2 separate regions of the Mus musculus genome follow, and region 1 is linked to region 2. Evidence: chromatin loops called from intact Hi-C (ENCODE). Cell type or tissue: left cerebral cortex. All regions are shown on one strand. Each heading gives the region's core, and the rest is flanking DNA. Links, peaks and the distances in the headings are about the cores only. Region 1 holds the start of Capza1 (capping protein (actin filament) muscle Z-line, alpha 1). Region 2 has its middle 33 kb from the start of Gm34548.

Region 1 (15,663 bases), core at 6,395-11,394, 150 kb before region 2:
GGGGGGCTAGAGGGAAGATTTGTCATCTGTTACTCTTACAGAGAACCCTGGTATGTTTTCCAGCACCCACGTGGTGACTGAACCATTTATAGCTCCATTTCCAGGCGATCCAATGCCTTCCTCTGATCTTCGTGGGCACCAAGCACATACATGATATGTAGACATACATGCAGGCTAAAAGCTCATACACATAAAGCAATATAAATAAATATAAAAGAATAAGGTATTAACTTATAGATTGCTTGAGCATGCTTGTATGGGCACATCTATGCGCGCACACGCACACACACACACACACACACACACACACACACACACACACACACGTAAAACAAACCGTACAGTATGCTCAGGTTAGCACAAAGTAAAGGTTAGAAGAAAGACTACAAAATAAAAACTGAGGAGACCTTGTCATGGTTGCTCACATCTGCAACCACATGACTGTCTGTGTATCTGGCATGCATCTCAAAACCCTTCAGCCTCTAGACAGTCTTAGCGACAGTAGTAGCCTATCTCCTGTCTTTGAATGGTAGTGAGAGAGAGAATAATCTCCCACCCCCTTTCTTGTAACAATCCTATTAGATCAAGGGTCCACCTTCATGATGTCACTTAACCTTGACCCCCTCGTATGCAGGACAGCGCTCCTTCAAACTTGGCTAAGGATGATTTTCAGCTCCTGATCCTTCTGCCTCAATCTCCCACATGCTAGTATTACGTGTGTTACACATGTTTTGTTTGGTAGTGTTGGGAATTGAACGAGGCCTTGTGCATGCTAGATACTTCTGGAGAGTGCAAGGTGAGTTAGGAGAAGTGAGTGAATGTTTTCCTAGTGACTAAAGGGTAAATATGATGGCTAAAACCAGAATAAGCACCTTGGGCCACAGGTTAAAAACTGCCCACTGGCTGGGCATTGTGGTGCACTCCTCTAATCTCAACACTCTGGAGGCAGAAGCAGAAGGATCTCTCTGAGTCTGAGACCAGTTTAGAATACAGGGAGAATGCCAGGTCAGTCAGGGCTATATAATGAAACTCTCTATAAATAAACAAACAATTGAGTCTGGGATAACAGGCTACATAGAAGGGGTCTGAGACTTTGAGGATATCTGTGCTCTACACCAGCCATGGCTTACTTGCATTTACAGGAAGGAAGGTTATCTCTGTGTCTTATCCTATTTGAACTACAATGACAAGAACAACAGAGATGTATTTCTTATTGTTTTAGAGGCTGGAAAAATCCACGTTCAAGGAGCTAGCAGTTTTAATGCCTAGTTTGTAAATGGCACTTTCTTATTATTTCCTCATAAAGTGACAAGAATAAATAGCTCTCTGGAGTATCTTTCCTTAGGACATTAATTCTATCCATGAGGGTTCTACCTTTATAATCTGATCACCTCCCTAAGCCCCTATATCCTACTATCATTACATGTGATGGGGGCATAAACACACAAACTGCTTTATTGTTTTGAGACTGATTTTTGTATCCTCTGTAATGAAATCAATCTATACCACTCTGGAAATACCAAAAACAAAAACAAAAAACCAAACACCTGATAGATGGTGGTGTCTGAGGGTTTCACTTTCTCTGCTGTTGGCAGGAGAGCCCGGCTCTGAAATGCTACTCTCTGTTCCTCCCATCAGTGGCCGCAAATGGCTTATGGACACTTGTTCAATAAAAGATGTACCATGCTTATGGAAGTACCACCATTCAAATATCTGTAATAAAGAGAAACAATTTTTCACTTAAAATGCAATTCATAAATACAAATTGAAGAGGTGTTCTTATTCAGTTCAGCACTTTACATGCACAATCTGCTCTTGGGTGGGTGAGGGAATGAGCAGAAGAAAACCCCCAAACCCAAGATTCCCTAAATACAGATGCCATGTAAAAGTGAAATACCCTTCTTACAGATTTGTCATGAGGTTTAGGCAAGCTTAGGCTACACTCTACACATGCTGAAAGGCATTAAAGAATACTAAGAGTGAGTCAGATGTGATAACACCTGCCTCTAGTCTCGACTCTTAGCACACTGAGGCAGGAGGATCATAAATTCCAGGCCAGCACAAGCTACAAAGTGGGAAGTGTCAATAAAGAAGGAAGAGTATCTAATCTATAGCAGACCTTTTCCCCCTCTCATTGTCATTTGATTCTATCTGCAGCACAATTCAAAACTAAAGCAAGTACTATTAAACTAGGATCAAGCTTCCAAGCTTCACACCAGATCCCCTATTTATTAACTGTACTGGGCAAGCCAATTAACCTCTAATATCTCAGAGCCTCAGTTCCCTTACCTAGTAAACTGAACTAATAAGAATCCTAATAAGAATCCTTCCTGAACCAAAGCACTGGTCTATATTCAGCAATGCTATTAACATCGCTGAGACAAGTTCTTCCCCAGGTTGAACTATCTGAACATCAGATATTTGTTTTATTGTATTTCTGTGGCTTACTTATAAACACAAACTAAACTCTCTGTATTTTGAAACTTTATCTCAACGACTAGAAAAGGCCAAAGACCCGGGTAGTGGTGGTGGTTGCCCACGCCTTTAACCCTAGTACTCAAGAGGCAAAGGCAGGTGGATCTCTGAGTTCAAGGCCAGCCTGGTCTACATAGTGAGTTCCAGGACAACCAAAGCTACACAGAAAAACTCTGTCTCAAAAAATCAAAAGAAAACAAAACAAAAAAATCACAAACAAAAAATAAAAATGTCAAAGAAATATTGCAATTTCTACTAAAGCTGTACAGCACCACCTACAGATGAGAAAAAAGAACAGGAAAAAAATGGCATGATAAATATTTAATACTATTATCTGTAGAGGAATTTTCTCAAAGTATACAATAAGAAACACTAGAACCTAGAGATGTTAATGAAGAACATATTTTTAAAATATTTTTTAAATGGAAAGCAGTATTGAAGGAAAAATTGAGTTAAAGTCAAATGTGGTCCTTCATTGTGTGACTTCACAGAATAACAGCCAACAGTCAGTAAGTGTTCCCTGAACCTTCACATTACAAACTTCTACATGTATTATCTCATTTAGGTTCCTCCAGTCCTGTGAAATGAGTACTATTATCTTCCCATAACAGATATGCAGGATATTTACTTCATTGTATTTACAGAAATACAAAATACTCATAAACACAAACTAAAAGCTCTGCGTTTTGAAACACTTGGGGCTTAGAATGAGTGAATGCTAAGTCCCAGACATAAGTTACAGTCTGCCCAGTGCTGTCAAAATTAAAATGTTGCAAGATTATATATAAAACCTGTATATTCAGGGGCTGGAGATGTAAGTCAGTTGTTAGGTGCTTACCTAGTATACACAGGTCCTAAGTTCCAGTCTCAGCACTGCATAAACTGGACATGATGGGGGAATACTTATATAGCAAAGGAAGAGGGCCAGGCAGTCAAGGCCACCTGGACTACAGAATAAGTTCAAGCCAACTAGCTTACAAGAGATCCTGTTTATAAAGTAATAAATTCTGTACATTCAGATTCTCTTGAAACCATTTGAAAAGTGGAAAAATTTGATAACAGTAGTTATAGAATAACCCATGACATTAATTTCCACGTGAAGGACTGATGTTTACATACTTGTGCATGTGTAATGCACATGTGTGTGAAGGTCACGGGTCTCTTCAGTCACTAAACCTGGAACTCATTTGTTTGGCTGGTCTAGCTGGCCAGCGAGTTCCAGCTCCCAGAGCTGGAATGCCAGGCGTGCAAGCATTCCTCACCTTTACCTGAGTGCTGGAGACCTGAAGGCAGGCCTTCATGTTTACAGGGCAAGCATTTTACTGACTACGCGTCATCTCCCCCCCCCCCCGCACCCCCCCCTCCCCGGCCTCATTCATTTTGAAATAATAACGTAGGTGCTTTGATCATTAAACTTCTAATCCATCTCAACCAACCCTCCCTCCCTGATTCCAGTATGCAGGGTATTTTGGTTTTTGTTTTTAATTATTACACTTATGTGTTTATGAGTGTGCAGGCACACAAGAGTAGTGATCAGAGGACTTGCAGGAGTTGGTTCTCTCTTCCCACCATGTGTCAAGTCATCAGTCAGCCTTGGCAGCAAGCACCTTCACCTGAGCCGTCTACCATTCTGTATACAAGTTTTCAATATGTAGTAAATGAAGTCGGGCATGGTAACTCACCCCTGTAATCCTAGCACTCAGAGGTAGAGGCAGGAGAACCACCTTGGGTTCAAGGCCAGGTTAGACTACATAATGAGACCCTATCTCAAAAAGAAACCTAACATGTAATAAATACTACCACTCGCTCTAAAAGATGACAAGGAAACATGGTATTTCTCAAACTTGTTTCTAAGTAACTTTTTCCCACTATCAAACACATTTTGGAAATCCTAACAAATACTTATAGATTTGTAAATATATAAACAATTTTTAAATGAGTATCAAAATAGAGGTGAAGAAAATAGAAACTACTTACAAATATTAGTCCAGATATCAAAGAAGATGTCCCTGTAAGTGCCACATAGAACTTGGGTGTCAGTGAACTTAAAAACCCTGTCACTGTTAAAAGAGAAAACATTAAAGTTTTTACAAAGTACAAATTTTAAGTCCATTGCAATCATGCAAGTATGTTTCAGCAGATGGAGGTAAGCAGTAAAGAAGCCTGGGCTCTGATGAGGCTATGTTCAAATAAGCCTATAGACTAAAAATACTGCAGGTAAAAAATGTAAGCTACATCACTAACCTTCCAGCTGCCATTACTTAGCAACACAATGTCCTGGATAGCACTGCTTGTCTACTCTCCACTTTGTATGAATGCAAGTGGGAAGCACTGGCTTACTGTTGCTGCCCAGTACCATAGAGATCATAATGCTAGCTTGGGAAAAGATCAAAATCCAAAAGTTCTATGGAATGCAGACAGCTTTCCCACTATTGCAAAGCTCAAAAATTCTAAGCTGACTGCCCTAAGTCAGTAACTGTCAACATTAATACCTAAAGTGAAATTAATTTGAAAAAGTTCTTAAAACAAAAGTGGGGGCTGGCAAGATGGCTCAGGGGTTAAGAGCATTGACTGCTCTTCCTAAGGTCCTGAGTTCAAATCCTAGCAACCACATGGTGACTCACAACCACCCATAATGAGATTTGACGCCCTCTTCTGGTGTATCAGAAGACAACTACAGTGTACTATATATAATAATAAATAAATATTTGGGCTGGAGCAAGCAGAGACTGAGAGAGTGGAGTTGACCAGAGCGAGCAGTGGTCCTAAAAATTCAATTCCCAACAACCACATGAAGGCTCGCAACCATCTGTACAGCTAGAGTGTACACACATTAAAATTAATAAATTTTTAAAAAGTGACTTTAAGTTTCCATTGTCTGATATCTTAAGAATCTTCTCATGGATATAAAAGTGAGGTTTTACACTGTTGTTTAGTTAAATAAGAAGTAAATCAAGGGCTGGTGAGATGGCTCAATGGGTAAGAGCACCCGACTGCTCTTCCGAAGGTCCAAAGTTCAAATCCCAGCAACCACATGGTGGCTCACAACCATCTGTAATGAGATCTGACTCCCTCTTCTGGAGGGTCTGAAGACAGCTACAGTGTACTTACATATAATAAATAAATAAATCTTTAAAAAAAAAAAAAAGAAAAAGAAAAAAAAAAAAAAGAAGTAAATCAAAATGAGTGTGTACAGGGCCCTAGGGTCAATATCTAGGGTCAAAGAAAGAAAAAAGAAAATCAAGTCACAGTGAGATAATTTAGCCTGCTTTTCTGAAAATCTAAAATACAAGCTGTAAAAGTAAGTTAGACTAGAACTTCAGCAAATATATAAGAATAAAAAGCTAAATGCACTTTCACAACATGGTCTAAGATAGTCCAGACTGGTCTCAAACTTACTATGTAGCTGAGGCTGGCCTTTAACAACTGATATATCTGTACTGTACTTTCAGTAGCCCAAGTACTGGGATCACAAGCATGTGTCAGCATTCCTGGTTTAAAGCCAGGCTAGCTAGTATATGCCTCTAAATCCACCACTTAAGAAGTGGCTCAAGGGATCAGGATGTCTTGGCAACATCCTGGCCTCAAAGCAACAAGAAGAAGTAGAAAAATAAATGACAAACTCGATGAATAGCACTTTAATGAGCACACAAATTACCATTAAACACTTCACCAACCTATTACAGACAAATTAGACAGTATGTGGTACCAATACTCTAAAATACAAAAAGCATTTTAGAACATTATCCTATGGTCTTTCATGTCATCTCATGAGACAGAAAAGGGAGACCACTGCCTTCTCAAAGGACAGAAAAATTAACAGTGTCACCATCTAACAGAAATATTTCACCAGGCAGTGGTGGCACACAGCCTTTAATCCCAGCACTTGGGAGGCAGACGCAGGCGGATTTCTGAGTTCGAGGCCAGCCTGGTCTACAGAGTTCCAGGACAGCCAGGGCTACACAGAGAAACCCTGTCTCGAAAAACCAAAAAGAAGGAAATATTTCCATCTTCTTCTGAGGCTGCAGCAAAAAATACTGCAATAACGCCACAAAAGATCCAGGAGTCCATCTTTTCATCCTACCTACGGCCAGGGAATAGTATTTGCAGAATCCGCACAGGTCAACACTGCTTACAAGTTTTTATCTTTGGCCCAGGCTACATGACAAACATTGTACAACTGCCGAAGGAAAATATTAAACAAACCCACCGTTGTCTGCACTTCTCTCTCCTCTCCCTTTCCTAGACTATCTTATTACTCACAATAAAAATATTACGAAAAACGTCTCTTAACCGAACTGTCTTACAATAAAAGTATGGTCCACTAAAATCATAGCATTTTCTATCGTGTATGACAGATGTGCTTATCTTGCTTTTCTGGGTGTGAGTTCTTTTAAGTTAGGCAGCTGGGAAACTCTGAGGTACGACTTTTCAAGGGGCCCTGCAAACGATAGGAATGTCTATAAACTGTGTGTACACATCTGGGAATGCTCTCTTCTGTCCTACTACCTGGAGCTTGCAGCGTGTCAGGTAGCTTTTCCTGTGGTAGCGTAGACAGAATAGAGAGGGCGAACCTTCAGCGATCTAGGGAGGGGCCGGGAAACTGCAGCACGGTTCTAACAATCAGCTGCCGGGTGGAGGTGGCCCAAGCGACAAAAATAAACCCACTGGAGCATGCAACACCAATTTCCTTCTGCAAAGCCCTCCATGTCTCCCCGAGAATCTCTGATCTTTGGCACTTGTCCCCGACTGTCCGGGAGGTTTGGGCCTCTCACCCGCTGTCACGTTGTCACACAGCCTCAGCGGGACCCTCAGAGCGTAAAGCAGCCCCAGCCCCGCCAGGAACCACAGCGTGGACCCAGAGTTCGCCAACCCGGCCTTCAGCCGCTCTTTCCAGCCCAGCGGCGGGCCCAGGCCCAAGCCAGGAACAGGTGCATGGGGACACCCCACGGCCCGCGCGGCTTCCGCGAAGTAGTCTCCGTCCGCCATCTTGCGGCTCCGGCAGGCGCCGGGACCTGGGAGGGGAGAAGGGCCGGAAACCCGGAGTCGGGAATCCTGGGATAGTGGCGGACTTGAAGCTGGCCTCTGTCTAGGCTGAGTCCTGGGGAACTGGCTGGAGATCTGGAAGGTGGCGGAGCGCGGTGGCCGACTGAGGGGCTACCTAGTCCTCTAGGAGGGCGGGGAAGCATCTGATGGTGGCGCTTATTCTTCTGGAAACGGACTCAGTGTGGCGCCGGAGGGAAGTGGTTTTTCTTCCATACGTGGTTGAGGGTAACCTGTCGCCCTGTGCCGGGGTCGGAAAAGTACTGATGTCTCAAAGAGCCGAGCAGCTCTTAGTGCCCTGGACTCGGCGGCCCAGGAGACCAACCGGATCAGAAAAACTTAGAGGTGTAGCAACTGCTCCATGACCAGAGGGAGCCCAGACGCCACGCAAGAGTCGAGGCCCGCCACCAAGCACTCCAGGACGAATGGGAAAGTGACCGGAACTCAGGGAGAAAGATGTTAAGGCTGCAAAGCCCCGAGGGGCAAGCCGACTTCCTAGAGCGCCGACTCCAGGCTGTCACACCCGCGCGGAACTGACATGGCGCCCTCTTGGCCTGAGCTTCCGGGCGGCTCCTTCCGACGGCCCCTCGGTGATTCCGCCACTCAGCTTCCTTCCCGGCCTGCCTCGCGCCGGCCCGCCGGGCTGGGCCAGAGCAGCCAAGATGGCCGACTTTGAGGATCGGGTGTCGGATGAAGAGAAGGTAAGGGGTCCGCCTCTCTCTTTTACTTCCTTCCTCGACGGGGCCCAGGGGTCCGAGCCGGCAGCAGTGAGAAACCTGGCGGTGCCCCCAGGAAGAAGAAGGTTGTTTCCCGGTGCTGGCATAGTCCCTCTGGCCCCGGGACGCTTCCTTCCTTAAAGGAGCTTTCGTCTGCCTCACGGTGGCCCCAGTCCCCCAGTCCTCAACTCTTTTCATCCTGGACAGAGCACAACCTTCTTTCAAGAGGAGACACTTTGCCTGATTGACTTTTAACTCTAGACTCTTTTCTGTAATTATAAGAGAGGAGGTGAAGGTGATGTCGGGACGTGTCAGGCAGCAGTTATTTTACCGCTTTTGGCAGTTGGGGCTCACCCCATCCCCCCATTTATAGGTATGATTGGGGTTAGTTTAGAACGAGTCACTTCCTGATCAGAGTGGCCTCCTTAACTTCCCTTTTGCTCCTCCTTCCTCAGGAAGTGATTTTGCTGTCAGGACTCCTTGTCAGGGAGGGAGAGGTCCTCTGGTGGTGTCTGTCCACCGAAATACACACCCTCTCTCATCTTTTCTCTACTACTGACGATTAAACTAATTGGATAAAAATAAATCAGTAAACCTCAAGGGATTTGCTTAAGAATTTGACCAGCACCTTTATTCCTGCCTATGCTCTCTTGTGTGAACGTTTAGCCCCAAGGTGACTCCGTCCCTTCTGTCTTAATCTTAACTATAATTTTTTTCAAAGTCTTTTGTTTTGTTTTGTTTTTTTAACTTCCTGTTAAGCAGTGAGAAATAGCCAGACGACTTTTTTTTCAACTCCAGAAAGGTTAAATGGGTCGTAAATAAACCTCACATTTAACACATTCGGTTTGGATGAAACACCCAACCTTTTTTGATGACCTACTATGGTGCTTTATAGCTGGGTATGTCAAGAGTGTCGTTTGTGTACATAGATCTTTAAAAGTGTTTTAAATACCAGGGTGTATTCCAAATTTGATAGTATAACTTTTTCTGACAACGTACATTTGCTAAACTGTCCAAAAAGGAAAGTACTTAGTTCTTCCATAAACACAGACTCTTAGGGCTGCTACAAGTTAGAATGGTCTCATTAGCTAACTTAGGGACAAGAATATGTCTTTTGTTTCCTGCAGTGACTGTTACAAAGTATGTGCTCTCCAATGTTCTATAAAATCTGCCTGGGTTCTTCGAAAAAGAAATTGGAGATTGTTGACAGGGGAACAGACTATTTTTAATCACTTCTTCAAAAAGAATAATTTAACATACACCTGTGTATGAATGAGCCACTGTCTTTAAATGCTGAAAAGGGTGCTTACCACCTTTATAAACCACTTACCAGGATCCAGGGTGGCAGTTTGTTAGTAGAGTCTTAGCATGTGCAACATCCTGTGTTTGAACTTAAGCATTAGTAGGACAAAAACTAAAAAGCCACCAAATAACACTTTAGTGTTGATTCTCTTTTTTCTTTCTTTTTTTGTTTTTGTTTGTTTGTTTGTTTGTTTTCGAGACAGGGTTTCTCTGTATAGTCCTGACTGTCCTGGAACTCACTCTGTAGACCAGGCTGGCCTCGAACTCAGAAATCCGCCTGCCTCTGCCTCCCAAGTCCTGGGATTAAAGGCATGCGTCACCACGCCCGGCTAGAGTGAATGTTTTTATTCCTTTTCTTAAGACTGGGTCGGGTTTGGCTCATATAAACATCTCATTATACAGCCAAGAGTGACCCCAACCCCTAATCTGCTTGTCTCTGTCTCTCAAATACTGCAGTTATCGGTGCATACCATCACACTTAACTTTATTGCTTAGTTTTAGTAATAGTAGAACAAGCCAGTCATAACTAGTAAATCTACCCCGGAACTTGTAATAAATTCTATTCCTACTTTAGTAAAGAGCTTTTAGTTTTTGTTTTGTATTTTTGGGACAAATTCTTGCTATGTAGTTCTAGCTGGTCTGGAACCTGCTCTGTAGACTGGACTGATCTCCAATTTGTCCTCCTGCCTCCGTCTCCCACGATTCTGGGTTTAATAGAGGTTTTTTTCTTTGTTGTTTTTAATTGACTACATTATCTTTATTGGTGTAGATAATGTGGTATAATGATACAGTAAAAATCCTTATGATTTGAGCCAGGCATGGTGGTGTATGCCTTTAATCTAAACACTCAGGAGGCAGAAGCAGGTAGATCTCTTGAGTTCAAGGCTAGCCTTGTCAACATAGTGAGTTCCAGGACTACATAGAGAGACCCTAGTAACTTGAGATTCCTGTAGTTTTATTAGATTCCTTTCCTCAGAGCTGACAGGCACATTCATATCTCTTTAAATCTATGAGTAGAAAGAAAGGGTTGCTGGGCGGTGGTGGTGCTGGTACAACATCTTTAATTCCAGCACTTGGGAGGCAAAAGCAGGTGGATTTCTGTGAGTCTGAGGCCAGCCTGGTCTACAAATTGAGTTCCAGGACAGCCAGGGCTATACAGAGAAACCTTGTCTCAAAAAGAAGGAAAAGAAAGGACTTTGTAAGACTTCTTGATTTTTGAGCTTCTTTCCTACTTTGCCTGCTTTCCCTTCTAATCTTTAGATTGATTTTAACAGATTAAAAAGCTAGGGGAAAAGGCTGGTCCTGGTGATACCTGTCTATAATAATTTCAGCTCTTGGGAGATAAAGGCAAAGAGGATTAGGAATTCATGCCCATCCTTGGCTACATGAATGAAATACTTTCTCAAAAAAAAAAAGTTTTGGGGTGTGTGTGTGTGCGTTTTGAGAAGAGATTTTACTGATTTGAATGTCTTGGGATTCATAAGCAAGTAACCCCTGATGAGGTTTACTTATTTTGATTTATTGAGACAGTCCAAATCCTGTAGCTCAAGCTGATCTGGAACTCACTATGGAGCCCAGACATAACTCCCAGTGACTCTTCTGTCTTGAGGTCATTGGTGTCAGGCTTATAGTCGTGAGCCACTATCCAAGCAGTACAAACTAATCTTAAAAATCTTTCCTGGCCTGGTGACCAAGGCCTATCATCCTAATTGCTTAGGAAGCTGAGGCAAGAGCATAGAAAAATGTAAGGTCTGTCCAGGCTACAGAGCAAATTGAAGTACAGCCTGGAAAACTTGGAGAGTCTGTCTCAAAAACTGGAAGGGAGGTGGGAGATGGACTGGCTATGTAGGTCAGTCAGTGGTAGAGCGAGCACTCACCAGTATCTGCAAAGTCATGTGGACCAGTCTGCAGGTCTGCAGGTCTTATTTGAGCATTAGTTTCTACTTTGAATTCTTGGAAAGAAATCCAGAATTTTCATTTTCTTTGTTGCTAAAGACTTCAAATGTGTTTAGTTTGGGATAGGTATGTTTTGTTGTTATTGTTTTATTTTTTAAAGTATGCATGGTGTGGTCCCAAAAGGAATAATTTAATAATCTTATCTTTGTATGTTTTGTGAAAGCCGTAAGCCCTGACATAACTTTGCCATTTGAGGCTGTTGATTTCTCTCAAGCATTTCTATAAAGGCAAGTAAATCATTTTTATAACCAGCTGGTAAAGGTTTTATCACTTTTAAAGAGGAAGGTTTTTTGGTTTTTTTGGTTTTTCTGTCCCCATCCCCCCCTTTCTTCATCGTTACCTGAAATGGTCAGAATGAGCTGTCCTAAACAAAGCAGGAAGTGAGAAGGTTAGTAACAGGCGGATAAGTGCTTCTAGTCTTATCCCTTAAATGAGTTTCTGGAAACTATTCCAGGTACCTGTGCTTTTCAGTTAACTTAGTTCCAAATGCTTACCAAGACCAAGATAGCTTAATTAGGAAGTTTGAGGTATGAGATGAGTGATGCATTTGGGTTCTCTGCCTCTCCTGTTTTCTTTATTTCATGATTCAGCATTGACTTGTTGTTGTTACTGTTGTTTTGGATTTTCAAGACAGGGTTTCTCTGTGTAGCCCTGGCTGTCCTGGAACTCACTCTGTAGACCAGGCTGGCTTTGAACTCAGAAATCCACCTGCCTCTGCCTCCCAAGTACTGGGATTAAAGGCGTGTGCCACCATGCCCGGCAATTTGTTGGTTGTTTTTTTTTTAATGTTTTATTTGTTTGTTTCCAACAATGTGAAAAGAATTCTAGGATTGAACAAAACTGATTAGCATGGTTTTTCCTTTTTAACCTAATAAATAAATATGTGCATATAACTTTAAAAATACTGAGAAGTGGATCTGTATGATTTTAATTTAGACAGAGGTCTCATTTGTAAGAGTTTGTTTGGTTTTTGTTTTGTTTGTTCCATTGGATATTTGGGTCTTGAAACAGTCCCATTCTGTAGCTCACAGTCTCCCCTCAGTCTCTGGGGACTCCTGTTTCAGCTTCATGGGTGCTGGGATTATAAGCATGTGGCTGTCACACATCACACCTGGCTTAAGGACTTCTTTTTTAAAAAAGCTTTTTTGTTTAATTGCTTTGTTCTGTTTTTAAAGCAAGAACGTAGTATGTAGCTCAAGCTAGCCTAGAATTGGTTATGTAGCCAAGGCTGCCCTTGAACTGACATTCTGTCTCAGCCTCCTGAATGCTGGAATTACAAATGTAAATTGTAAAAACTGCTGCTGCAGCCACCGCCTCCTCCTCTTCCTCCTCCTCCTTCTAGAAACAAGTTTATCAAACTATGTAGTAGAGATGTAAAAAATATAAATGGGGCAGTGAGAGATGCTTATCGAGTAAAGATACTTGCTGGACAAACCTGGTGCCTGCATTCACTGTCGGGATCACAGATAAATGTGAAGGGAGAGAAATGACCTCACAGAGCTGTCCTCTGGCATCCACACATCCACACTCCCTACCTACCTTAATAATAGCAACAGTTTTTAAATCTTGTAAATAGAAGCTGGGATTTAAGAGCTTTGTTGGAGCTTGTTAAAATCTACTTTTAGGCTGGCTATCCTCAATTACATACTTTACTAGATGAATTAAATCCCTGTAGGATGAAGTAAACTCTGAGTCTTACTTACACTGGTAACTTTCTAGGAAGTTGTCAGCTAACATTCACTTTATCATTTTCCTCTTCATACCTTTAGTTAGCTCTACTTGGTGATAGAAGCCTTATAATTTGTTACAAAATCCCGAACCAGAACACAAAATCTAAACAGATACAATCCACGTGACTATAGGTTTATTATGATTTCTTCTAGAATGGTGAACTATTTCATTGGAACCAGCCTTGATGCTAAGTGGGGTAGTATTTATTATTAATTAGTCATAAAATGCAGACCCCAGGTCTGTCTGCTTTTCAGCCATTCATTTCGTACTATACCATTTCCTATGAATTGTGAGTTAAAACCCAGCACTAGGCACACCTCTAGTCCCATCACTCCAGAGTCAGAGGCAGGTGGATCCACATGAGTCAAGGCCAGCCTGGTCCACAGAGTGAGTTTCAGGACAGCCAGGACTATACAGAGAAGCCCTCTCTGGAAAAGAAAAAGGAAAAAAAAAAAAAAAAAAGAGGAGGAGGAGGACAGCGAAGAAGATCTTTCTTTTAAAAATTGAAACATTAAAATGTTCCAGAGGTTCTTAGATTGTCTTCATTCCTGTGCTTCCTCTGATAACAAGCAGAGTTAGTAACTGGAATCATGCCATTTTATCTAGTGCTTAGCACAACACCAAGAACATAGTATAGTTTTACAGACTTTACTGTGTGAAAAAGATTCATTGATTCCTGTGGTTCTCTCTTGGCTCTTATAAAGTACACTTTCTGATAGTCTCTATGGTTTGAATACCTTTTTGTGTATCTTTATGTCTGAGCACTTGCTGCCATTACTGGTGCTCTCTGGTGCTCTGCTGTGCCACTGCTGGGAACATTCAGCCCCATGGCTCCCCCATCTACCCCAGCAGGGTTGTCCTAATAGAGCTCATAAGCTGCCACACCTTGTGTGTGCCACTGCAACTGTGTATGTGTCCCTGCAAGGAGCCTTGCCAAGACCCTAAGGGGAGTGTTTCCTTTGTTTGATATGAGTCCTTTCCTTTAGAGCTTAATAAAAAGACATACCGCCCGGACGGTGGTGGCGCACGCCTTTAATCCCAGCACTTGGGAGGCAGAGGCAGGTGGATTTCTGAGTTTGAGGACAGCCAGGGCTATACAGAGAAACCCTGTCTTGAAAAAACAAGCAAACAAACAAACAACAACAACAACAAAAACATACAACCAGGCATTCTTTGTGCTTTCCTTTGTCCAATGTACAAATTTCTTACATCTCTTTGCCAAAAATAAATAAACTCCTCATATGGATCATGAAATTGAAAACCCTAGGTAGAGGAAATTAGTCATAATAATGAAGACAAAAGGCTACTTGGTTTGTTGTTGTTTTTAACTAGATTTCAATATCCATATACTATTCCTTTTCTCTCTTACTGCCTGTGGTCAAGGTCTGGACCTGATGTTTCCAGGGTCTTGGAGTCTTTTTCAAGGAATTGAAATAAGCACATGAAGATCTGCAGTGCAAGAAAATTTAATTCAAAAATGAAACCATCATACAGATCAGAAAGAAAAGAAATGCATTCATGCTCTACAGCTGGCCACAAGAGTGAGAATAATACTCAAATACTCAAAGACTCCAGGTTACCACCTGGGCTGCTTTGTGGTTTCTAAAGGAGGGAGGAACTTAGGTACTGTCTTAGTTAGGGTTTTACTCCTGTGAACAGACACCATGACCAAGGCAAGTCTTATAAAAAGCAACATTTAATTGGAGCTGGCTTACATGTTCAGAGGTTAAGTCCATTATCATCAAGGTGGGAGCATGGCAGTATCCAGGCAGGCATGGTGCAGGAGGAGCTGAGAGTTCTATGTCTTTATCCAAAGACTGCTAGTGGAAGACTGACTTAGGAAACTAGGGTGAGGGCCTTAAGCCCACACCCACAGTGACACACCTATTCTAACCAGGTCTCACCTATTCCAAAAAGGCCACACCTCCAAATGGTGCCACTCCCTGGTCCAAGAATATACAAACCACGATAGGTACTAAGGACTGGAGCCAAGTGGTTTCCTGTTTTGATTGACAGGCTTGGGTTATGTAAGTCTTTGGACACTGGTATGTCCCATCCATGATAATTTAGATTTTATTCATACTTAAGCCTAATTATTCTTAGTCATAAGATGGTCAATGGAAGCCGAGTGTGGTGACACACGCCTTTAATCCCAGCAGGCGGGTTTCTGAGTTCGAGGCCAGCCTGGTCTACAAAGTGAGTTCCATGGCTACACAAAGAAACCCTGTCTAGAAACAAAAATGCCAGTGGTGGGGAGTAAAGTCAAGGTCAGACTAGTTTCCATAAAAATTTCAAGGCCAGCAAGAGCTGCATAGTGAGATCCTATTTCAAACAAAACAACACACATGCTAGTATAATCCAAGCAAAGTGGAGTTCTGGGTTGCAAAGCTATTTCTTACGCTTGTCTGCTTTATCCTCATTAGAGCATTCTCTGGAACTT
Region 2 (15,663 bases), core at 4,543-9,542:
GTGTGACTCTGCCAGGAACTTCTCTCAGTGCAGGGAAGAAGGCCCAGCTCAGACAGCTTGCTGGTAGAGAAATAACTAATAGTCTGTAAGTCATGCTTGGAAGCTGTGGTCTTGACTGGCAGACAGTGAGCGTGAGGAGAGTCTGAAGAGCAAGCTGGCGAAGTTGGCAACACTAAGCCCACTACCTCAGACCTGCTGGCCATGGCCCTTGTGATCTTATGATGGCTTTTAGGCTATAGTGTTAACAAGTGATCACTGGTATGAGGCGCTGTCTTGCTTCCCTATTCCCAGCCAGCACTCCACCTAATGGAGTCTTGTCTCCCACCCTCCATTAAGACCTAACCTGAGGGGGCTTGAAAGCAAAGGCAAGGGCAGCTTATTTAATTCCACAAAACCCTCCCTGTCTCCTTCTTAACTCAGCCAGTGACTGAGAACAATTGGCTTGAAAGAGAGCTAGCCCTCTGAGCTCTGTGGAGTCCCAGTTCCTTCCTGTCTTCCCCATGGGGAGTGTTGACCTCCCTCCCTCTCATCATCCTCAGGTCCACTGAGATCCTTCTGTGCCCGCCCTGGGAGCATCTTCCTTCTGTGCCTGCCCTGGAAGCATCTTTCCCTGGCATTTTGCACCAGCTCCATTTCAATCTGGGACCTGATGACTTGCTCTGCTTCCCCACCTGCGAAGTTCTCTGCATTGCCTGCCTGCATCCCATGAGGTTGGCCGTATGCAGCCCCTTAGCAATCCAAAGCCCAGGAGGAGTATGGGAGAAAGCCCCAGAACTCAGGCTAGCTCTAGACACTATTCAGATACCTCAGTACATGGGTTTTTTGTTCAACTAATGTTTCCCATCCTTCTCCACCAGGACGGCGATGATGGGGTGGGAACTTGTACAGACACATTTCTGTGTCACTAGTTGGCAGCCTGTTTGGTTCTACTAATACAGGGAGACGAGAAGACTGACTCCCGGGAGACTGTCCCTCACTGCTTCTTCACAAAGCACAGCAGGCCAGCCCAGCAGCTGGTTGGCCCATCTTCTCTTTGTCTCCTCAATGGTGGATAGCCCTGGACCGCAGGCCTGTCACTGCCTCTGTGCACAGTCTCAGGAGGTAGTTTCAGTCGATTGTATATTATACACCTCTAGAGCTGACCCATTCTTGAGGCCCAGATATAAAGTATTAGATCCTTGAGTCTGCCAACAGTTACCTTGAACTTACCAGGACAAACATAATTTTCTAAATATGCTTTCTTCTTTAAAACAAGCTTCTTTTGTTCCCTCCTCCATTTTTTTCTCAGTCTCTCTTTTCCCTTCTCTTTTTAAAAAGAAGATGTATTTATTTTTATTTTCTGTGTAGAAGTGTTTGGCCTGCATGTATGTCTGTGCACTGCTGTGTGCCTGGTACTGTAGGTGGCTAAAAAAGGGTGTTGGGTCCCTTGTAACTGGAATTACATACAGATGTGGATGCTGGCAATTAACTTGGGCCCTCTGAAAAATCAGCCAGTGGTCAACTTCTGAGCCATCTCTCCAGCTCTCTTTTTGAGGCATAGTCTCCCTATGTACTCCTGGCCGGCTGAACTTGCAGTAATGCCCCTGCCTCTGCCTCCTAAGTGTTGGGATCCCAGCTATGGGCCACCATGACCAGCTGTCTTCTTTTTTTTTTTTTTTTTTTTTTAAGATTTATTTATTTATTATATGTAAGTACACTGTAGCTGTCTTCAAACAATCCAGAAGAGGGAGTCAGATTTTGTTACGGATGGTTGTGAGCCACCATGTGGTTGCTGGGATTTGAACTCCGAACCTTCGGAAGAGCAGTCGGGTGCTCTTACCCACTGAGCCATCTCACCAGCCCTGTCTTCTTTATCTTAATACATGGTACCACTACCCACCCACCTGCTCAACTAAAAACTCTTGGCTCATCCTAGATGCTTCTGCCTGTCATTATCCCCTTCCCCGTCCAATCTTTGAGCAAATCTAATCCAACACTCTGCCATCTTCTCCATTTCCTCCCAGAAAAGCAGTCCTCAGCTCAGAGTGAGTTGGTTGAAAAATCAGGGAGTCTTTAAGGCTTCTAGAATAATCAGTTGTAGACTCAGACTACAATGGCTTTTCTTGATAAATAAAAGGGAATCCGAGACAATGGGATCTGATGGGGTCCAGGGGTCACCAGGAATGTTCACAAAAAGCAAGCTGGAAGAGAACTACATGCAGAAAGTTGAAAGCTGTCCCTTCTGATGACCCCTCTGCCTTGAAGGGGACATCTTCCCCATGCAGGGTTGAGACTGTACAGTGCTGGAAGACACCTAATTACCCATAAGGGCTTCAAAGGTTCAGCCCAGGTAGGAGCCCAGGCATTTCAAGATAACAGCTTTCCTTTCCTTTTTATTCTGAGTGTGTTAGCTCTCTGCATGATTTGAAAGGCCCTTTTTAACATGAGTATGCTCAATAATTAGGTCCTGGCTTCATTAACACTGATAAGCTTCTGGCTTCTGGGTCTAGACAAGAGAAAGCTAGGAAAATGGATTTTTGTTTTCCAAATGAGTTTCTAAGATGAAGAGAAGATGTGGTGGTTTGATTAGGTATGGCCTCATAGACTCATGTGCTTGAATGCTTGGCTCATAGGGGGTGGCACTGTTAGGACACAGGGCCTTGTTGGAGTGGGTGTGGCCTTGTTGGAGTGGGTGTGGCCTCGTTGGAGGAAGAGTGTCACAGTGGGAGCAAGTTTTGAGGTTGTATATGCTCAGGCTACAGTCAATGAGACAGAGAGTCCCTTTTCTGCCGCTTACAGATCAAGATGTAGGACTCTCAGCTCCTTCTCTAGCACCATGTCTGCCTGCATACTGCCATGCTTCCCACCATGATAATGGACTAAACCTCTGAAACTGAAAGCCAGCCTCAATGAAATGTTTGCCTTTATAAGAGTTACTGTGGTCATGGTGTCTCTTCACAGCAATGAAACTCAAACTAAGACAGAGCAACTTTCTTGTCCGGATTCCCTGGGCTGAACTGAGGGGGGGGTGAGAAGGAGAGGGGGGAGGAGGAGGGAGAGGGAGGGGGAGAAGGAGAGGGGGGAGGAGGAGGGAGAGGGAGGGGGAGGAGGCAGGAAGCAGAGGACACGTCCCCATGGAACACAATGCAAGTGATCTCCTCTCCATTCAAACCATTCACAAGGTAAACTCTGATTCTTCTTATCTCCTAGTTACAGCCTAGAAACAGAGATTATCAGACTGGATAAGTTTAATTTTTTTCATTTTTATTATTTTGTGTTTATATAAGAGACAGGTTGCAGGGTGGTGGTGGTGCACACCTTTAATCCCAGCATTTGGGAGGCAGAGATAAGTGGATCTCTGAGTTTGAGGACAGCCTGGTCTACAGAGTGAGTTCCAGGATAACCAGGGTTACACAGAGAAAACCTGTCTTGAAAAACCAAAACTAGAGGTTGGGGGTCTGTTGTATAGCCCAGCCTGTACTTGAACTTACTAAGTAGCCAAGGATGACCTTAAACACCCTCTGCCCTCCAAGAGCTGGCATTATGGGAATATGCCAGGAGCATCAGTCCAGCTGGTGATGCTCACATCTTTATCCTAAAGAAAAGTGAAGCCTCTGAGGGACCAGAGAGGATATAAAACCTTGCCAGGATCACACAGTTGTATAAAGTTACCCTCAGAAGGGCTGGAGAGATGGCTCAGTGGTTAAGAGCACCGACTGCTCTTTCGAAGGTCCTGAGTTCAAATCCCAGCAACCACATGGCAGCTCACAGTCATCTATAATAGGATCTGATGTCCTCTTCTGGTGTGTCTGAAGACAGCTACAATGTACTCATATAAATAAAATAAGTAAATCTTAAAAAACAAAAGTTACTCTCAGAAAACCAGGTCTTGGCTCAGTGGGTAGTATACTTGCTGTGCAAACACGATGACCTGAGTTCAAATCCCCAACACCCATGTAAACAAAACCAGACACAGTTGTGTGACTCTGAAATCCCAGAGCTCCTATGAGAAGAGAGATGAGAAGAAAGAGCTGAATCCTCAGAAGCTCGTGGGCTGGGGAAGGCCAGACCCAGTGGGGACAACAGAAACAAAGAAGGCAAGGACTGGCCTTGGAGATTGTCCTCTGATCTCCCTAAGTGTGCTGTGGCATCTGCATGTACACACATACTCACACATACCTATTCACACACTCACATAAATCTCATACATAAAAAAACCCACACACTCATACAATCACATATACATAAAAACAAAACAAACACGACAAAACCCAAAATTCCCACAGGTCTTTTTTTTTTTTTTTTTGGTTACTCCAGAAGCAGCAATGTTTTGTGTCCCTCACTGGATCCCACAGGGTGCAGGAGTCTGAGGCATGAACAAGGCTGGCTGGCTGGTGGTCAGGGGTCTTGGGCTCCAGGCTAGCATGGCCCATCTGAAACGCCTCACCTCACAGGGCCCTGAGAAGGGAGGAGGAGGTGAGAGGAAAGGTTTGCAAGAAACATTTTGAGAGCCAAGCCAGCCGGCCTCTGTCCTGGCTTGCACCCTCTCCCGGGAGGCTGGGTGCAGCTGCGAATTCAGCCAGCACGAACCTCCATCAGAACTGGCAATGTCTCTCCTTCTGCTTTCTGAATTATTTATCCCTCCTTTCTTCATTGCACCCCTAGACCTTTTGTAACATTAAAGCTTTAAATAGGTCTGGGTGTTGGTTTGGGCCACAGCGTTTCCCTCCTGCCAGTCAGTCTCTGAGAAGCCACATATCTGAGCAGACTGATGTTCCCCTCGGTCATGGTCATCCCCTCGGCCTGGGTCCTAGGAAACAACCCCTGCCCTGCCTGGGGCTCTTCTCTGCTAACACTTGCTGAATGTATCAAACCTTTATTCAGCTAATTGTGGGGCCAAGAGGCTCTCAGGAAGGAGTTTCATCCCTCCTTCCCTGACGCTGGAGCTGGGCTAACCCAGCACCCACAGGTGTCACCTTAACCATGCAGAGACTCAGCCCCGCCCTCACCTCTCAGCCCAGGGAAGAGTTATGGTTCCCTCAAAGACCTGGAGAGGCTTTTTTTGTGGATCACCCAGAAACTGCTGGTTACTGTAGATTCCTGAGAAATATGGGGTAGGGTGGGGACTATTAAAGAGTCAGGATGGAGATACGGTTTCGGGAGTCTCCAAGGTCCACAGGAGGATATGCTCTGTGGTATGTGGCTCAGTAGAGTTCAGGCCGGGCTGGAAATCCTGATTCTCTGCATCTTTTTGGTACATGTTTGTTGGTTGCAGCCTGGACAAGTCCACCATCCTGTCCTCCTCTCTGCTCCCTCCTGGCTTCTGGACCCAACTGGAAAAAAAAAAAAAAAAGCTAAGTTCCAGATGAGAACAATTTTTTTTCTTTAGCCTTCAGCATGCCTGCTTACTTTGCTCTATGGGGATCTTCTGGCTTGTTTTCTATCACTGTAATGAAATCCATGAGCCTGGATGTTTTGTTAAGAAAATAGGTCTATTTAGCTCACAGTTCTGGAGGCTTAAACTCCAAGATTTGGTAACTCCATCTATTTAGTCTCTGATGAGATACTTCCGACTCCATATCGCAGTAGATAGCATCCTAAGAGGGAGGAGAGAAAGGAGAGAGGGACCTCACAAGGCAAAATGGAGACTAGAGAGAGGGCAGATTTGCTTTTCAGTAATGACTCTCTCATAACCCCACAAGAATTGCTTTAATCCCTTCTCAGGACAGCACCCCAAATGGTCTAAATTCTTCCTACCTGATCTCCTCTTAACATCACCACATTGAAAACCAAGCTTCTAACCCGTAAGCGCAGTGAGGGAGGAGCGTCATACCCAACAACCCCTGGGCTACTCTTTTCTTGCTACACCCTCATCCTATCTCCTAGAGGCCAACCCTCTGGTGTTACTCTGCACGTCCAGAACTGCAGCTGACATCATGGCCTGGTCTTTCCTTTTCAGTCCTCCAGCCTGTAGGTGGCACTGTGGAGTTGGCAGGGTTCCCTGTCCCAGTTCATCACTACATTGCTCAGCCTGGATGTTTTTCACAGATCTAGCTTGAACCTCTCCTGCTGCAGTTTGAATCTGCTCTGTTCCCATGTCTCCCACAGCAGGGCGTTAGAAGAGCGTCTCAAATGGAATATGACTCCCTTGCTTTTCTCTGAGATTCAGAAACTTTAAATTATTTGCCTAAGGACACAGGGCTGTGTCACAGCTGGTGCCTGGGACCTAGATCCCCTCCCTCCCCGCACAGCCTGCCACCCCATCCAGAGACTGAGCCTATCCCAGGGAAAGGCGTGCTGTTTCCCATGACCTGAGCTCTCCATTCACCTCTCAGTTCTCGTATTAGCCGTTAGGTCCAAGAAGCCCCTGGAGATCCGGGAACCCAGTGTAGCTACCAGAACGGGAAAGGGTCCTGGCCTCTGCTTTCCTGCCAGACACCCTGCTGGACTGCACGGGCTCACCTGGGGTTAGAAATGGCACTGCCATCTCTTGGGGCAGCAGAAATTGGGCTTTTAGAGTCCAAAAGCAGCTCTTCCTTGTCAGAAAGACAAACCACACAGGTGTGTGCAGGGACTGGACCCCCAAGACCTAGCTTCTTGCCAGTGCTTAGCTTCTTCTTAGTGACATCTTCTTGGTGAGGGTCTTCAAATGCACCATGAGCGCAGCCTCAGTGACAGTCCACAGCTGGCATCATGGAACGGGGTGTCTCTGTCTCCAAGGAATCATAGGGCTGACAGCTTTGGTGAGCCTGGCCAGCTAGGCGGGAGCAGGCATCTGTTGTGGGAGAACAGTGCCATCTACCGGTGACTGGAGCAATAGCAGGAATCAGCCAGCTTGGCCAGAGAAGTGTCATCCTGAGTCCCTGGAGATGACTATTTAATTAACAGCGCACTGGCCTTTCCTGAATCACATGGGCTAACACAATCTCAGTGAGTTGGTCCTGAGCTCAGAGACCACAGCTGTTTTAAGAGACATCCAGCATCAAGCTGAGGACACATTTGAAGGAGACCCAGCAAGAGAGCCCATAGAAACCAGGCTGCTTACAGAAACAGTGCTCAGGTGTTGGGTGACCCCTCTACTGTGAGTCAATGACTCCATCATCTAGGACTTAGTGCAGTGCCATTTGTGTGCGCTCGTGTATGACTGTGCATATGTGTGTGAGCAGGTGTGCATATGTGTGTACAGGTGTGCATGCATGTGTGTGCACATAGGTGTGGAAGCCGGAGGACAAGCTCAGGTGTCATTCCTTAGGTGATATCCACTTTGGTTTTTTGAGACAGGGTCTCTCTCACTGGCCTGGAATTCTTAGGTAGTTTGGCTGGTTGACAGGCAAACCCCAAGGACAGACTTTTTCCCACCCCCCAGCACAGGGATTCCAACTGCACCGCCACACCAGGCTTGTTCACTTGAGTTCTGGAGACCAAACTCAGGTCCTGATGCAAGGCAAGCACTTTATTTGGCCTTTCTCCCTGTGCCTCAATGGGGACATTTTAACGTGTCCAAGGACAATGAAGGCATCTGGAAGCCAGAGACTACCCTCACCTTACTCTGGACCTGGTCTGTCCTGAGGGAAGCCTTTGCTGTCTCTGCCGACAGAGAAGCTGAGCAGTAGAAGAACCTCCAAAGGTCAGAACAGTTGGTTCCTAAGGTTATGTTGGAAGAGGACGGGGCCATGACCTAGAGTTATTTCTGCTGCTGTAGCCAACACTCTAATAAAAAGCAACTTAGGGGAGAAAGTCAATTCCAGGTTAGAGTTTATATCATCAGTGTGTACATCGTTGTGGAGAAGTCAAGGCAAGAACATCAAACTACTAGTCACTAGTAGTCACCATCCATAGGGTCAGAGCAAAGAAAAGGGTCTGGAGAGATGACACATTGGTTAAGTGCTCTGGCTGCTCTTCCAGGGGACCTGGGTTTAATTCCCAGAATCCACTTGAGCCTTATAACCATCTGTAAGCCCACTTCTAGGGGATCTGACACTCTCCCCTGGTCTCTCTGAGTACCTGGCAGGCACATAGTACACAGACACACATATAGGCAAAATGTGCATGCACGTAAAATAATTAACAATTTTTTTTAAAGAGCAGACAAAGCTGGTGTAATCTAGACCCCAGCCCCAGGTGACTTTGCAGGGAACTCAGGAACCAGCGTGACCTGTTGATCTGTCATCATATGCACATCAGCCTGGGAAGCGCTGGCAGTACCCTCTGCAGCTGGGAATGTGTCCTGCATTCCTAGAAGGCCTTTCTGCAGTCTGCAGAGCATCATAGTTGGAATCACAGTTCCAATGTGACACTTTAATGGCAGTGAGCCAAAGCAAGAAAGGTCATTAGGCAGGGATCTTTGTGTGTGTGTGTGGGGGGGTGGGTTCTTTGTTTTGTTTATCTATTGTGTACATGTGTGTGTTTTCATAAGCCATGTGTGTGCAAAAACTGATGGAGGCCAGAAGAGGGCACTAAATCCACTGGAACTGGAGTTATATAGGCAGCTATGATTTGCCATGTGGGTGCTGAGAATTGATCCTAAGCACACTGTAAGAGCAGTCAGTGCTTTTAACCACTGAGCTACCTTTCCAGCCCGTGTTCCAGCTTTCTTAATCCCTGTGTCTGCCTAAGAGGAGATGGCTAAGCCTACCTTGTCCCTTCCTCCTCCCAGTCCTAAGATGCGGCCCATGAACAGACCGTAGCTCTTCCTTTAATCACTGATGGTCAGCTCCAAGCACAAGCAGCTCATTCTCATTTCCGTCACACGGGAGCCCAGATGAAAATTCATACTCATGTTTCCTTTCTTCTTTCTACACTAGGTAATTAGCTCTTCATTACCATGGATAAGCAATTAATTAATGCTCTGCTAAGAATGATGGAGATCAGAATTTAAAATATGCTCAGTTTGTTTCTTTCCATTTTTCCAAAGAGAGGGGAGCAGGAACATGGTAAGAAAACAAAGGTGGAGGTTGTCCAAGTTAGGGTTTCAATTGCTGCGATGAAACACCAAGACCAGAAGCGACTTGGGGAGGAAAGGGTATATTTGGCTTAGCTTCCACATTACTGTTCATCACAGAGAGAAGTCAGGAGCTCAAACAGAGCATGAACTTGGAGGCAGGAGCTGATGCAGAGGCCATGGAAGGTGCTGTTTATTTGCTTGCTTCCTCTGACTTGCTCAGCCTGCTTTCTTATAGAACCCAGGACTGCTAGCCCAGGGACAACATAATGGGTTGGGCCCCCCCCCCAATCACTAATTAAGAAAATGTGTTATAGGTTTGCCTGCAGACTGATCTTATGGAAGCATTTTCTCAATTGAGAATCCCTTCTCTCAGATGATTTTAGCTCATGTCAAGTTGGCCTAGAACTATCCAGCACAGAGCTGGAGCAGTTATTCAGCGGTTAAGGGTTCTTGTTGCTCTTTCAAAGGACGGGCGCTCTCTTCCCAGCATCCATGTTGGGAAATTCACAATGGTCTGTTTGTTACTCTAACTCTAGGGAATCAAAAAACCTCTTCTGGCCTCTGAGGGCACAGAAGCAGAGAACCAACTCCTTCATATTTCCTCTGATCCTCACATATGTCCCATGATATATACACAAGATATATATATATTTCCTTTAAAAAAAGATGAGAAAGAAGAGAGAGAAGGAGGAGGAGAAAGGGAAAGAAGGAAGGAAGGAAGGAAGGGAGGAAGGAAGGAAGGAAGGAAGAAAGGAAGCAAGGAAGGAAGGAAGGAAAGACGGAAGGAAGGAAGGAAGGAAGGAAGGAAGGAAGGAAGGAAGGAAAGAAGGAAGCAAGGAAGGAAGGAAGGAAAGAAGGAAGGAAAGAAGGAAGGAAGGAAGGAAGGAAGGAAGGAAGGAAGGAAGGAAGGAAGGAAAGACATTTAAAGAATCGTTTTTATTAGGACTGTGTTGACATCCTTGGGATGTGAAAGGCACATCTCACCAGGACAGAATGGTCTCCTGGGCCTATTAAGTGCCATTGAGTACAAAACTAAAGCTCTCTAGTGAGTCTTCATCAGATGGGCCAGCCACACACTTCTCCAGGCCCCAGCCAAGCTGAGTGGGCTCCTCCCACTGCCAGCCCCTGCACCCTCCACCTTCCCTTCTTCCCCAGGCACCTGAGTCCTTGCCCCCAACCACCACCAGCACACACGCCTCAGAGAGAACGTGCAGCAGCAGGATCTTGTGCAGGTTGCACTCGGGAGTGTGAATTGGTGCAACCACTTTGGAAAACAAGTTGACATTACCTTTGAAGCTGGAAGGTTTGCTCGCCATGAGACCCAACCTCTTCCTTACAGAGAAGCCGCAGAGATGTGTGCGTGCCCCAGCAGAGGTGGACAAAGGAGTGGGAATGTTCCACACATCCACGGACAAGAGCAGATGACGAAAGAAGCTAAGATGACCCAGAAGTAGGAAGGCAGGAAGAGCTGCGCTCTCCAGCCTGAGCTCAGGGGACGGGACTGCAGGGACTGTGGGGCTTAGATGTCTGAGGCACCTGCCAGCTGCATCTAGCCGGCCACATCTACAAAGGTCAAAAAGCAAAGCTAGGGCTGGTGAGACAGCTCTGAGGGTAAAGGTGTTTACCTCTAAACCTAAGGACCTCATTTCTATCCCAGGGACCCACAAGGAGAAAACTAAATGCTGAAGGTTGTCCTTTGACCTCCAACATATACATCACACAAACAAACGATGTAATTGTAAAAGACCATTTCAATACAAAAAAAGTAAGACAAACATCTTAGTCACATCTACTGATGTGGCAGAAGACTAAAAACCCACAAAATTCAAGCAATTTTTCAAATTCAAAATTCATATAAAAATTTAAAATTTACCTTTTACATTGGGATAAAAAGAAAACAGAAGCTGTTGTTTGGATTTCTAATTCCTGTGCATGACAGGTTCATGGACTAATCACATTTTATTTCATATTAAAAAAAGTTTTGTGAAAAGACTTCACTTTAGCCCGTGCTGGGTTAGAGCTCACTATATAACCCAGGCTCCTGCTAAATCCTCCTGCTTCAACCTATGATATGTTGGGATTACAAATGTGTCCCTTCTATAGACCCCAGCTGTAATTAACACTTTATTTTAAAACTATTTTAGTTTTGTCGAGCCAGGCAGTGATTTGTATGCCTTTAATCCCAGCTCTCAGGAGGCAAAGGCAGGCAGATTTCTGAATTCAAGGTTGGCCTGGGCTACATAAGTAAGTTCCAGACAGCCAGGACTACACATAGAAACTCTGTCTCAAAAAACTATCTTGCTAGCTAGCTAGTTAAAGTAGTTTTGTGGGTCTGGTGATGTAGCTCAGTTGGTACTGTGAGACCCCAATTTAGAGCGTTTCTCCCTGGAAGGTAAAGCCCCTAAAACATTCCCCCAAGCTTGTTTTCCCTGATCTCTAAAACTACAGCTAGAAAGAAGCTCTTTGTTCTCTATAGCCAGCAAAAGCCTTTTTGTTTCAATACCTTACAATCAGAGATAAGATATTTGTAAAAAGACCTAGCCAGGCACTTTCCTGGCTCCCTGTGCCAAGGACACCCCCACCCCCAGAGAAGAGCTGTAGCCAGACTCCTCCCAACTCCTCCTAATTCTCCACTTTTCCTTTAAAAGCCCCCTACTGTTACCGCTCTGGGTCGAACTACCCTGCCCTGCCAGGGCAAGGAGTTCGTCCTCAGCTAGCTGATAATAAAACCTCTTGCAGTTTGCATCAGGTGTGGTTTTCTCTCGAGTCATTGGAGTGCTGGCCAGCTCATCCCAGGACTTGAGCGGAGGCCCAGCTTTGGGGGTCTTACAGTACCTATCATGCCCTAGACCCTAGGTTCATTTCCCTATCATTACTTAAAACCAGGGGTAGTTGCTCATGCCTGTAAACCCAGCAGTCTAGAAGCACACACCCGGTCCTGCCTTTTCCTCATGTTCCAGTATTTTTTAGGGAGATCCTATGAGGCCAAATAATACCTAATCTTGGATATGCATAAAATGCTGGATTTTAAAATTTTGGTGAGAAAATGTCTCAAGGTTGTAGGAGGAAGAGAGTCTAGCTTGAGGAAAGCCAGCTGGGAATAAAGGAGCCCTGACTCTGCTGGGGACAGCTCTGGAGTGAAGGGACAATGCAAGAAAAGAAGGGGAACTGAGGTCCTGGTAACAAGGCTGCAGGGTGGATCTGGCCCACATGGGCGCCCAACTCGGCCACAGCTGGGCTGATGCAGCCTGGGATGGAGCCTGGGATGGGAAGGGACTGTCCCACGTGCCTATAAACCGGACTGGTCCCTCTCTCCAGGTTTCTTTCCTTTTCTTTTGACATCAGGTCATTATGTAGTTCTTATTGGCCAGGAACTCACCATGTAGACCAAGCTGGCCCCAAACTCACAAAGATTTACCAGCCTCCGCCTCCGCCTCCGCCTCCGCCTCCGAGGCTGGGACCTAGGGCATGAGCCACTTACACCCAGCACTTTAGGTTTCTCAAAGGAAAGTTACTGTGGGGTCCCTCTGGCCCCTGGAAACACCTGACTTTTAGGCCCTGAGGAATGCGTGCAGCTGTAATCCGGGCTTTGTGCCCTGAGGGTATTGATATTAGGTTGGTTATGTCAAGGATTTGTGCTGAAAGTGGCTTGGGGTGCTAGGTGCTTAGAAAGTCTCTTTCAGTCATGTATTGGGGGCTCCTTCATGACTGTTACCCTTCCTGCTCAGGTAACTGAGAGTGTGGGGACAAAGAAATGGCCAGCCTCAGCCAGATCTCTGAGTTTGAGGTCAGTCTGGGCTACAAAGCAAGTTCCAGGACAGCGAAGGTGACACAGAGAAGACTTGTCTCAAAAAACAAAAGCAAAAACAAAAGCAAAAAAATCCCAAAGGGCTGGAGAGATGGCTCAGCAGTTAAGAGTGCTTGCCCCTGAAGGTGGAAATGAGTATTTTTACACTGGCCATATTAGAGGTCCCTTCTGCCCATTTAAGACAGGCCAGGGAGTCACCTTTAACATTCGGAATTGCAAGCTTTTTACACTAACCAATCTGCTTTGGGCTCTGTCTGCCCCCCCCCCCCCCTTAGTCTACATGCTGCTGCTATAAGGTGTGGCTTCCTCTTACTTGCTATTGAACCTCCTGGGCTCAGCACAGCACTTGCACACTGCAGGCATGGATTACTAACAGCAGGAATAGGGACAGGAGTCCACATTTACTCAGCTCTTGTGGTTGAATGCCAGGAACTGTTCCGGGTGCCCTCCAGGCATAACACTGTCCACACCAGGCCCAGGAGCAGACCCAGCCCACCCCCACCTCTTTCCTGTCTCTCCCTAGCAAAGGCTTTTTAAAGACTGCACTTCCTCTGCCATTGCCTCATGCAGGCCCCTGCAGACAGGATCAATATTGAGACCCTCACATGGGATCTGGAAGGGGGAAATGGGATGAGACCATGGTGTCCTGTTACTGTGGTTGTGCTCTGGCCAGCAGGGCCATGCAGATGTGAGCTCTTTCCTGCAGCAGGGTCTGGTACCCAGTTACCACCTCAGAGCCAGAGGACAGTTGGCAGCTGTGATGACACTGTGTCTTCTGGCACACAGCCAGATGGGTGGAGCCTGGACCTCAGCAGGGCTCCTGGTAGCTTTGGATACTCAGCAGCTTCCCTCCCATGTTCAGACAGAGAAGAGGACCCTCTGGGGCTCAGCCCTGCCTCTACCTCTGCCTCCAGCCCCACCCCTATCTCAAACCACTTTCTCTTCAGAACTCCTGCAGTGGCTGCAGGGAGCTGAACCCTACTGACTCACATGTGCAAGGAGCATTAGTTTTACAGGCCCAGAGCCATGAGGCCAGTGAGTGACAGGCTTGACCTCAGGTTTTCCTGACCTCAATCCTCACCCTTCCTCACAAGAGATATTGATGCTGGGTGCCAGATGAGGGAGGGTGACACGAGGGCTCCAAGGCAGAGTTTTGGGCTGACCCCATGACCCCATACCAGCAGGTCTTGCCACACATGGTGCTTGGTCCTGCCACCTGAGCACTACCCCAGCACAGCTTCCTGGCGACAGTCCCGAGGCTGGCATGATTCATATGGAGCCGAGGGAGTACAAGGCTGCCTGGGAGAGCCAGGCTCACTAAGCACCAACATGGTGGTACTAGGGGCTGCCAGCCCAGATGGGTGGTGTTACAGAAATGCTTCAGAGGTCGTTTCAAAACTGAGGAGATCAGAGCTAAGGGGACGTGTCACCAGGCTCATGGCTTAGGAGGCTAGCTTAGGTGACCACCTTGGTTTCATCAATATCTCAGGGTTGAATGGCACTCAGATTCTAAACTAGCATGTCTCCTCCTCACCCGAGTGTGCACCAGGACACCTAATGGATACTGTTCCATCAACTGCCTGGGCTGGAACGTTCCTGCCTGTCTATGGAGAAGACAAGGCCTGTTGTATGGTCAGGACAGTAAATCAAAGTTGCTGGTTGATGCCCAGGTGGCTCAAATGACACGGACCTTGGTCTGAGAACTCCAAAGGCATTGAGATAAGGAAGCCAGGTGGGATCTCCAGTTATTCACTCACTGTCTTACACATTCAACAAATATTTGAGCACCACTACATACCTCACCCTTGGCTGCTCCCCAGAAATGGAATGTTCAGACATTCTGAGGCTATCACATTCCCTGGAGGAAAGCATTTTCCTGTTTCCTTGGTGACTACTTCTCCTTTCACTGATTATCTCAGGCAGGTGAGTTCCATGTTTCTTTTTTTCTTTCTTTTCTTTCCTTCTCTCCTTCCTTCCTTCCTTCCTTCCTTCCTTCCTTCCTTCCTTCCTTCCTTCCAGTCTCTAATTATTTATTTATTTTATGTATGTGAGTACAATGTTGCTATCTTCAAACACACCAGAAAATGGCATCAGATACCATTACAGATGGTTGTGAGCCACCATGTGGTTGCTGGGAATTGAACTCAGGACCGCTGGAAGAGCAACCAGTGCTTTTAACCGCTGAGCCATCTCTCTAGGCCCTGTTTCTTTCTTTCTTTCCACAATTTCTTTAGATGTGTCCTAGGACCACCTGTTTGGTTATCAGGTTATCAGGACTCAACGTCACTGTTAACAGTGCACTTACCAAGATAAGGCACCAAGGTGGATTTCTGATGGAAAGAAAGGAAGGAGAGAAGGAAAGAAAAGAAAACAAAGCCAGGCATGGTGGTGTATGCCTTTGATCCCAGCACTTGGGAGGCAGAGGCAGGCAGATTTCTGAGTTCGAGGCCAGCCTGGTCTACAAAGTGTGTTCCAGGGCAGCCAGGGCTATACAGAGAAACCCTGTCTCGAAAAACCAAAAAAAGAAAAGAAAGGAAAGGAAAAGAAGAGAAAAAGAAGAGAAAAAAGTTCCCGGATGGTCATAGCTATTTACACAGAGAAACCTTATCTCAAAAATAAATAAATAAATAAATAAATAAATAAATAAATAAATGAAACTATCTCACCAGGAGGTGGCACGTCTTTAGTCCCAGCACTTGGAAGGCAGAGGCAGGTGAATCTCTGAGTTTCAAGCCAGCCTGTGCTACAGAGTAAGTTCTAGGACAGCTAGAGATACAACAGAGAAACCCTGTCTCAAACAAACAAAGAAAGTGCCACCGACAACCCCAGTTGGATATGGGGGTCCCTGGAATGAGAGTCCTTGAAGCTAGGTGGGTAAGGATTCGGTGGTGACAAACAGAAACAAACACAGAGCCAGTTTGAATCTGAGTGT

What was found. A loop is a pair of places that touch in the nucleus more often than their neighbours do. Peaks named below come from ENCODE experiments on the same cell type or tissue, not always from the same donor. Only the 100,000 strongest peaks of a DNase experiment are listed, where the experiment ranks them.
Region 1: it touches region 2 in a loop (4-fold over the local background); 6 of 42 quality-filtered maps call a loop at or near these places.

The regions. Positions count from the first base shown.
Region 1 is chr3:104,856,896-104,872,558 of GRCm38, reverse strand. Capza1 (capping protein (actin filament) muscle Z-line, alpha 1) reads left to right here and starts at 8,054. Exons shown (of 10, transcript NM_009797.3): 1 at 8,054-8,219. The coding sequence starts at 8,181. St7l (suppression of tumorigenicity 7-like) reads right to left here and starts at 8,053. Exons shown (of 14, transcript NM_153091.3): 1 at 7,251-8,053; 2 at 4,453-4,535; 3 at 1,548-1,713. The coding sequence starts at 7,464. In left cerebral cortex, for the core only: no CTCF peak of the experiment used is centred there; DNase peaks (open chromatin) are centred at 7,509, 8,091 and 8,629; H3K4me3 peaks cover 3,193 bases; H3K27ac peaks cover 1,841 bases.
Region 2 is chr3:104,705,465-104,721,127 of GRCm38, reverse strand. No RefSeq gene overlaps it. Among named protein-coding and RNA genes, the nearest start is that of Gm34548, 33 kb to the right of the region's middle. In left cerebral cortex, for the core only: CTCF peaks have their summits at 5,959 (motif pointing right) and 6,789 (motif pointing left); DNase peaks (open chromatin) are centred at 6,015 and 6,773.